Linked DNA regions of Mus musculus: region 1 is linked to region 2. The links are chromatin contacts, found by POLR2A ChIA-PET in ENCODE. All regions are on one chromosome and are shown on one strand. Each heading gives the region's core, a stretch centred on a gene start or an enhancer-like site at or near the end of the contact. The rest is flanking DNA. Distances are from core to core; before and after follow the strand shown. Region 1 holds the start of Gpr146 (G protein-coupled receptor 146). Region 2 holds the start of Cox19 (cytochrome c oxidase assembly protein 19).

The links. ChIA-PET counts read pairs that join two places held with the same protein, here RNA polymerase II (POLR2A).
Region 1: POLR2A ChIA-PET joins it to region 2 with 14 read pairs in Patski. The contact joins the promoter of Gpr146 here to the promoter of Cox19 in region 2. POLR2A ChIA-PET finds 5 or more read pairs at or near these places in 4 of 5 experiments (Patski and embryonic stem cell).

Annotation. Positions count from the first base shown.
Region 1 is chr5:139,378,697-139,383,435 of GRCm38, forward strand. Gpr146 (G protein-coupled receptor 146) reads left to right here and starts at 1,943. Exons shown (of 2, transcript NM_030258.5): 1 at 1,943-2,047. All of the region lies in intron 2 of 3110082I17Rik (RIKEN cDNA 3110082I17 gene), which reads right to left.
Region 2 is chr5:139,342,606-139,347,430 of GRCm38, forward strand. Cox19 (cytochrome c oxidase assembly protein 19) reads right to left here and starts at 2,561. Exons shown (of 3, transcript NM_197980.1): 1 at 2,467-2,561; 2 at 1-69. The coding sequence starts at 2,548.

The sequences.
Region 1 (4,739 bases), core at 693-3,192, 35 kb after region 2:
TCCTATGTGCTGGGATTGCAGGCATCCACCGCCATACATTGTTTAGGTGGTGCTGGGGATGGGTCCTAGGCTTTATGCATGTTAAGTAAGCGTTCTACCAACTTAGCTACAGCCCCTAGCCCCCATCAAAAACTAATAATTAACTTAAACATATTCCCTGCTCCTGGCCAGTGTCCCCTAGATTCGAACCTTCCCAACAATGCTCAAATGCACGAGAGAAAGTGGAGAACATGGGGAACTGGTGAGGACAGATGTAACCCCACCACCACCCCAAGCCCACGAAAGACAAATGCAACGGCTCGGGGAAACAGGGCTGCTCTCTGGTTCCTGCCCAGCATTTCGAAGTGCCCTTGTGGAATGCAGCTGATCTTATCAACTGCCACTCCAGAACAGCCAGGAAGACCTGCCAAGTCCCAAGAATGTGGCCCGGGAAGGGAAGTTCCGGGCGTTTCCATGGCGCTTGGCCTCGGCAGGGCACTGGGCTGCTGTGTGAGCTGAGACTCGTGACCACTGAGTACACGGCCCGAGCAGGGGCCATGCCTGACCCTTAGGAGCCCTCCCTGCAGCACGAGGGAGGCCAGCTCTGTGGGATTTTTCAAATATCAACCTCAGAGCACGAGGTCAGACAGCAATTCACACACCCTACCATGTCCAAGATGTCTAGCTCGGGGACATGCCTGCTCAATGGGAGGACCGCCCGCAGCCGAGTCGGCGGCTGGGCCCTCTTACTCTGAACATCTGTGCTGTGCTTCGGGTGGTGCAGAGCAGGCAGCCAGTGGGGCCTTGCACTAGGAGGGTGCTCGGTTCACCAGCAGCACTCCCCAGTTGTGAGTGAAACCTCACAGGAACCCTCTGGAAGGCCCAGGAACCCTGACACTTCAGAGTCTCACCAGGAATCCTGAGGGTCAATTATTTATGGTTTACTTTCATTTTAGATTATGTGCCTATGGAGCCCAGAGGTCCACCTTGGCCATCATTCCTCAGGTGCTGTCCACCTTGTTTTTTATAAGACAGGGTTGGCTTTTTGGGGGTGGGGGTGGTTGGTGGCCTGAAATGTGAAAGTTAGATAGGCTGGCCCAAAGGGCCCCAGCGCCTGCCACCTCCCTAGCACTACAAGCACATGCTACCACACTCAACCTTTCTGACATGGGTTCTGAGGGATCAAACATAGGTCCTCCTGCTTGCAATTGGGCCAACAACTCCAGGACCCTCCCCCCACTTTTGACAGTCTTACTTTGCAACCCCAGTTGGCCCAGAATTTGCTATGTAAGCTACAACAGCCTTGGATTTATGGCAGTCCTTGCTCTGCCTCTTGAGTGCTGAGATTATAGATGGGCACCATCATGCCCAGTTAGGCTATCTGTGTGTGTGTGTGTATTTTGTTGTTGTTACTCTTTGTTTTTTAAGATCTCATGTATCCCAGGATACCCTTCAGGTGACTATGTAGCCAGGGACAGCCTTGAACTTCTGATCCTCCCTGCTCTATCTCCTGAGTGTTGGGACTACATGTATGCACGCACCACTACCCCTGGCTTATGTGGTGTTGAGGACTAAACGCCGGGCTTCCTGACTGTTAGGCAAATACTCTAAATGGCACCATTCCCACTTTCATGTTGGACAGCAGCTACACAGTGGGTCGGAGCTGTTTTCTCCGGACAGCTCCACTTAGACGCCTCTAGGACCGGGGAAGCACAGGTCGGGGAAATTACAAACTTTAATGGGGGCAGGTGCGCCGCCCTCCAGCATTAAGGCGGCCGGCCGTGGCTGGCCAAGGGGATTGTCCGTTCGGACTGGGGGCGGAGCCTGCGGGAACTAAGCACCGGTTCCAAGAAAAGGGCGGAGCCACCGAGCTGTGGGTCGGGAGAGAGGGCAGGGCCTGACGGCGTTGCTCGGCGGGCGGGGGCGGGACCACGCGAGCAGCCCCCGGGGGCGGGACGGGGTCACGTGTGTACACAGCCCCCACGGCGTGCGCGCCGTGAGCTCCGCTGCCTCCTGCAAGCCCAGCTGCCCGCCCGCGGCCGGTGCGCGGGCCGCCGCCCAGCGAGCGGTGAGTGGGGCCCGGGGAGGGGAGCCCCTAATGCTCTGTTCCAGGCGGGAGGAGACCGCGCCAGGCTGCGCTGGGTGGACGCCAGGGACAGGGAGTGTGGTCCTGAACCCGCGGCGGGCGGTGGGTTTGCTGCCCGAGGAGGCGGACGGGCTCTCCTAGGACGCTACGGTTACCATCTTCGTCCCTTCTGTTGGTTAAGAGCGTCAGGACATTTGGAACCCGTGCGTAGAGATAGCGGAACTTGCGCCATCGGCCCTGAACATTCATCGGGCACGGGAGGCAGTACCAGCAACTAGAACCCCAAGTGAAGGGATACAGTTTCTTCGGTCCTCAGGCTTGCTGACTAGGACTAACTTAGTACCCGCTGTCCAGAACAGCACCTGCCAATTTAGCGCGCCCCGGTCTGTGATTATGTTCTTGCGAGCTGCATTCCTATTCTCGTCCTGATCCAGCAACCTGACATCTATGTCCACCTCCATGTATCAGAGGCACTGATAACCTGGGGTTAAGCTAGCTTGAAAGAACTATAAGTTAATCCTATTGAAACGCCTCTGGACGTGTCCTGAGGCCACTCCACCCATAGGGGACCAGGCACTATCTCTGTGAGTGCAAGGAAACACTATTAATAATTACACTAAGGGTACAGTCACATTATCCTAACCTGCCATGTAAGTCTTTGAAGAACAACCACAAGGTCCAGATTTCCAAACTAGAACCTCTGGTTGCTCCCAGGGTACAGTGTATCAGTGTCCCCGTGACTCTTTTTTTTTTTTTTTTTTTTTTTGGTTTTTCGAGACAGGGTTTCTCTGTGTAGCCCTGTCCTGGAACTCACTTTGTAGACCAGGCTGGCCTCGAACTCAGAAATCCGCCTGCCTCTGCCTCCTGAGTGCTGGGATTAAAGGCGTGCGCCACCACGCCCGGCTCCCCGTGACTCTTGAATGGGCTCATGAAGAAAGCTGCGACACATCCAGCTAAACCTAATGTGGGGATGCATGGGGATTTAGGTCAGAATGTGTAGGCTGAGTAGTTGGGAGGGGATGCCTGTGTGGTTCACAGACTGGAGGAGACTCTTGCAGCTCCCTGGGCATTCTCTCCTTCCTTACCCCACAATGTCCTAGCATAATCCCCTCCTTTAATGACCCAAACATACTGAGACATGAAGCCAAGCCCTTGGGGGAGTGAGATCTGTGCTCACAAGTGAGGCTCCTGTTTTCCTTAACCTGCCCTAGTTACTTGCTCCTGCCTGCAGCCTCTCAGCTTCCCTGTGGCTCGAGCTGTCCTGACCCAGCAGCCGGACAGTTCAACCTACAAGTCTGGCTGGCCAGCACTGGGTCACATGTGTCTCTGAGCTCTCAAAGGCCCTGGTGGCCCAGGACTCCAAGCACCACAGAGGCTTCAAAAGGCAGAGAGGACTCGGTCTGCAGAGAGACGTGGTTGACTTTTCAGCAGAGACGCAGAGTGACCTGTGCACCCCAATGTCCACTCTGGGGACCCTTTCATACAGGAGTTTCCCCATCTGAATTAGGAGCGCTGTAAACCCAGCAGAGCATTGTTGTGATGGGAGCAAATGTGACAAGATGAGTAAAAATAACCACCAGAGCCATGATAAGATCTGTGGCTTTGAGCACTTCCCTGCAGGTGAAGCCACACCCAGGTTTTTTTAAAAGCTGAGGTTATCAGGAGCCCAGATGGGGGTGCACGCCTACCCGGTGACTGAAACGGAGACTATCTGTTCTGAGTTTGCTCCTTGTTCTGAGGACGCCTCTATTTATCTATTTTTGTTGTTGTTGTTGCTTATTTCCCACTACCTCCTCCTGGTGTTGTGTCTGTAGTTGAGGCTACAGGCCTCAAACTGTGTTAGTCAGGGAAAGAATCCAAGTTAACAAGTAAACTGTGAGCAGAAGAATAAGTTCTCTCTTCCTCCAGGGAAAAAGGCAGCCCAGGGTCCCATATAGGCACCCTGCCTGCTCTGAGGCAGAAGTAATTTGGTCTCAGCCTCTCTATCCCCCACCCAGCTCTCCTGCAGCTGGCAGCAGCTCTCTTCAGAGAGAGACAGGGCGCTGTTTTTATGTTGTATCTAAGCAAGCTGCCTGGCCCAAGCTTGCTCCTCTGCACACAGAGAGATAGGCTGCTGTGCTCAATGGACCCAAAGCAGACTGCCTGGCCGCACTCCTTCCTCTGCAGTGTGAACTGGGGAGAGCAAGAGGCTCTGAGAATCCAAACCACTCATGTACGTCATTCAGCTTTCTTATCACAGGCCAGGAAGGCAGGGGCGGTTACAGGAATCAGCCTGAGCAATCCACGTGCGTGCGCAAAATGCCTGCCACAGCCTCTGCCTTCCTGAGCTGTGAGCTCCTACCGCTGAGTGTTGTTTGCCAAGGCTTCTGATCATCACTACAAAGGGAAATAAACATCTAGAAGTCATTTTTGAAGCACTTAATTTTAAAACATGCAGCCAAAGTTGAGTCTCCCGGTGCACAGCAAGCAGGTCCCCTTATAGCAATCCAGCAGGCCTAGAGCAGCAGATGGCCCTCTGTGACTGTTTGCATATTAATCCGAAAGTCGAAGGAGTCAGGGCATGACTGCAGTCTGGTACGAGGGGCACCGTGTCCAGTCTCTGCTGTCCTTTCATTTACAGATCTCCAGCCGGGCACTGGGGCACAGCATGGGAGCCTCCCCATCTACAGAGGCG
Region 2 (4,825 bases), core at 1,311-3,810:
ACAAAGCATTTTCATAGTTCTTGTCACGGAGACACCTCATGAATTTTTCTTTAAAGCTTTTACATTCACCTAGGGAAAGAAGAAAGCCAGCATTCTATTAGTTAAAGAGAAGGCCTGACCCGCTCACACGCTGACTTTAGGAGCAGCACTAGGGTTTCCATCAAAATTCGTTCCCTTTGTGAGGCTGTGGGTGTGGCTCTGAGGTAATGTGTATGTTTGGCATATAGTCCCCTGGGTTCAAATCCCTGTACTTCAAAACAAAAGGGCTGAAAGAAGCTGGGGAGATGGCTTACTGGCTATGAACACTGGCTGCTCTGACAGAGACCTGAGTTTGGTTCCTGATACACACATTGAGCAGCTAACAAATGCCTGTAACTTCAGCTCCAGGCTATCAAAAACCTGCTTCTGGCCACCAAGGGTGCCTGCATACAAATGGTGTATATACAAACTCAGATGCACACACATACACATAAACTTAAAAAAATTATAATAAAGCCGGTCATATTGGCACACACCTTTAATTCTAGCATTCAGGAGGCAGAGGCCGGTGGATCTTTGTACATTTGAGTCCAGCCTGGTCTACGCAGCGAGTTCCAGGACAGCCAGGACTACATAGTGAGACCCTGCCTTTGAAAAAAAAATGAAGAATCAATAACGAATTGAAATAAAAATTTTAAATGGAAAATTTCCCAATGAAATGTTGGCAATGAAATCATAATCTAAAAATAGTGAGATGGCTCAGTGGGTAAACACGCTTGCCACCAAGGCTGACAACCTAAGTTTGATCTCTGGGACACACGTGGGGGTGGAGAGATCCCAGTTTTCCACAGTTTGTCCTCTGACTATATACGTGTCATGGCATATCCCCAAACACACTAAATAAATAAGCATAACTTAAAAAATACAGAGGCAGGCGGATTTCTGAGTTCGAGGACAGCCTGGTCTACAGAGTGAGTTCCAGGACAGCCAGGGCTACACAGAGAAACCCTGTCTCGGAACCCCCCCCCCCAAAAAAAAAACCCAAAAAACCAGTAATCTCTAAAGCTGTCCCTGGAGCTGGAGTCTCTACAGCAGTTCACCGAAGCGTCTAATCTACACTAACAGCTGCCGTTTCTACACTAACACGAGGGCTGAGGGCTGCTGCATCTCTCAGGGCTGTGTGCTGGTGGTAGGACTTGTGGGGAGGTCTGTGTGCTGGTGGTAGGTGGGGGGGGGGGGGATGTCCTATGTGCTGGTGGTAGGCAGGGCAGTCTTTTCTTTTTTTAATTATTGTAGTGCTGAGGACTGGACTCAGGTTCCTGTGCGTGCCAGGCACCAGCTCGGCCTCTGTAATCTGAATCTCCAACTCTCTCCCAGTTTGTTTGTTTTTTTTCTTTCCCATGTTCCAGTTTCCCAAAAGGCCTGTTAACTGCAGACTTCAGAACGGTGACTAGAAATCCTCCAGGCTGGAGGCGTGGCTCAGAGGTGAACACTCGCCTAGCATGTGCCAAACCCGGGCTTTCAGCCCCAGTGTTAGATATCAAAAAGCTTTTTGAAAATATTTCCTTGCCTAATGTTCACGGCAGACCCAGAGCCTGGAGCTAGGGGAGGGTGGGTATGTCCTGCGCTGAGCTGAGCTGCCGCCAGGGGGCCTAACATCAAGCTCCGTTCCAGGAGGCCTGTCACCATCCTATCACATTAGCCCCAAGTCTTACTTGGAGAGCCATGACATGTGGCCCTCTGAAATAGGGGCCCTCAAGACTCAGTTTCTCTGACTGCACCCCCACAGTGCTCTGAGCACGCCCAGCCCCACTACCCGGGAAGGACCTGTAATATTAACTGCTCTGCATCCAGGGTCCAGTACCTCAGACCCCACCCACCATTTCTAGCATCCTGTCATCAACACACATGACAATGCCACCCAGGTCTATAACCCCACACACTGTCCCTCATATTCAGCTCCTTCACTTTGGCTCTCAGACCTTCGATCCAGCACCCTAGGCCCTGTCACATCCAACATCTAACTCTTCAGACATTACACCTAAATCCAGCAACTCTGACCCGGCCACTCAAATCTAGTACCTTAGGCTCTGCCACCCAGATCTACAACCCCAGGCCCTGCCATCCAAACCCAGTGCCCCCAAACCTGCCATCTATAGCAAAGAGACAACACTCCAGTCTCTGCCACCCAGACCCAGCAGCCCAGACCCTGAACCCAGATCCAGTACCCCTGACCCTGCCACCCAGATATCCTGCACCCATAACTCTGTCACCCAAACCCAGTACCCCAGTACCCCTGACCCTGCCATCTAGAACCAGTATCCCAGATCCTGCCACCTACTTCCAATACCCCTGATCCTGTCACCGAGAAACAGCACTCCCTACCACTCAGACTCAGCACCCGAGACGCTGCCACCCAGATTCAGTATTCCTAACTCTGCCACCCGATCCCAGGCCGCCATCAGCCTGTGCCTCGCCTCGCCTCACCGAAGTGGTCCAGCGGGAAGCTGCCTTTGTCTGGGGGCCGCGGCTGGAAGCTTTTGGTCCCGAAGTTCATTGCGGTCGACATCACGGCGAAATCCAGAGCGGAGAGCGACGGCGACGCAGGGCAGATGGCTGAACACCGAGCGGGTCCAGGAAGCGTCGAGCTAGTCGAGCGGACGACTGGCCCCACCCCGAGTCCACCCAGGCTCCACCCACCAAGCCCCGCCTCACCTATCTAGCCCCGCCCCTGCCGTGTTGCGAAAGGATCTGCCCTTGGTTTCCAGCCCTCTGAGAAGCAGAAAGAAGCCTGGCAGTCATCTTTTGGTACTGATTAGCAAATAAGGACAGAAAGATGCAGCCATTTGCCCGAGGACACCAGTCTGTGCCCCGGGATCTTCATCCCACCCATCTGTCTTCCAGGGACTGAGTTTCCCATCTACTCAGAGGGAAAGAAGCACACTAAAGGAGGGGTGGCTAGCTTACTGCCAGTGCCGTGACACAGTGATACAAACGGGTTTTACAAACAGAAAATAAAGCAGGGTGCAGTCCCTCACACCTGTAGACAGCGCTTAGGGGGCTGAGGCAGAAGGATTGCCTGAGTTTTCAGCAAACCTGGGCTATGTAGCCAGTCCCACAAAACAAAAGAAAATCTCCCCAAAGGGCATCTTCTGTGGTTCAAGAGACCAGAAGTCTGATCCTAAGGTGTTGGTCATCAGCCCTCTTGTGGCCTGCTGTCCCTGCTGTCTGTTCCAGGGAGCCCAGGTTCTCTCCCAGCCTCTGAGATGTTCTGTCAATTTTAGGTAATTCTGGGCTGCTAGATATCTCCCTCCGGGGCCTCCACTTCTGGGAACATTCTCCCATGTTTCTGTATCCAAGTATTCCTTTTATGACATTGCCACACCGGGGTAGGGCCATCCCAACAATCAATTCTCTTTCCTTCCTTCCTTCCTTCCTTCCTTCCTTCCTTCCTTCCTTCCTTCTTTGCTGTCTGATTTTCTTTTTTCTTTCTTTCCTTCCTCCCTTCTTCCCTTTCTCTTTTTCTCTCTCCCTCTTTCCCTCTTTCCCTCTTTCTCTCTCTCTCTCTCTCTCTCTCTCTCTCTCTCTCTCTCTCTCTCTCTCTCTTTCTTTTGAGACAGGGTTTCTCTGTAGCTCTGGCTGTCCTGGAACTCTGTAAACCAGGCTGGCCTTGAACTCAGAGATCCACCTGCCTCTGCCTCCCAAGTGCTGGGATTCAAGTTGTGCTCCACCATGCTCAGCTCATCCCAACAATTTTAACCTCTGCTGCTTACATCTGCCACAACATTATTTCAAAAGGTCCTGGGGGCTGGGACTGTGCCAGGTGGATTTGGGGGGGACTGTTCTATGGTAGTGGGGTGCACTCTACTGACTCTTTGCTGTTGTTATGGCAATAACACCCATACCCAGCACCCCTGCTTTTCAGCTTGGGGACAGAGAAGAGCACTCGCACCCTGCCACCCTGCACTGCTGTCAGTGTAGGACATTGGCCGTCATTCCATCTCAGCCACACATGAATGCTATGTTCTACACTACACCAGGCCCTGGCAGTGAGCAGAATGGGCTCAGTGGGCTCCTAGCAGCTCCTTGGGGCCAGCTCTTCCTCTACAGTCCCTTGATGAATCCCAACATCACTGACGCAGAAGCAGAAACAATTCCCAGGGGCTGCAGAGAGGTGCTTGACCGGCAGATCTACTCAGTCTCTCCTGTCTTGCTGGACTCCCCTCCTCCACAGGCACTGGATCCCATCCTGCCTTCCTGTCTGGGAGGCTGGATTTAGCAGATCTACAGGCTGCCTTCAGAGGAGTACCATCTCCCTGCCAGACCTCCAGCAAGCCCATTCCAGGTCTGCTTCCAATCACCTCTCAAAACGGGGCCTGGAGGGATGAACTCAGCTGGCAAGGACACTCACTATAGCAACATGAGGACCTGAGTTCAAATCCCTAGAGCCTCCCACCCCCACCCCCAAAAGCCAGGCTGGGTAGCATGGGCCTCTAATCCCAGCATTGTAAGGGGTGCCTTGCTGGCTGCCAGCCTGGCTCCAGGTTCAGCCAACACCCTGTCACAAGGGGATAAAGGGGAGAGAGAGAGCAGGGCAGCTGATGTCCTCCTCTGGTTTCCACATGTGTATGGGGTATACACATCTCACATCTGCACATCAGAGAGAGAGAGAGAGAGAGAGAGAGAGAGAGAGAGAGAGAGAGAGAGAGTTATAGAGAGACTTCAGAAGGAAAGCTGTACTTTGTTGATATCATAGAAACAGCTCTTTTGCACCTTTCCCATGCCTGGGACCAGAGGCCATACACTGAGTTATTCATTAATGCTTTCTGGACTGTGAACAATGGTG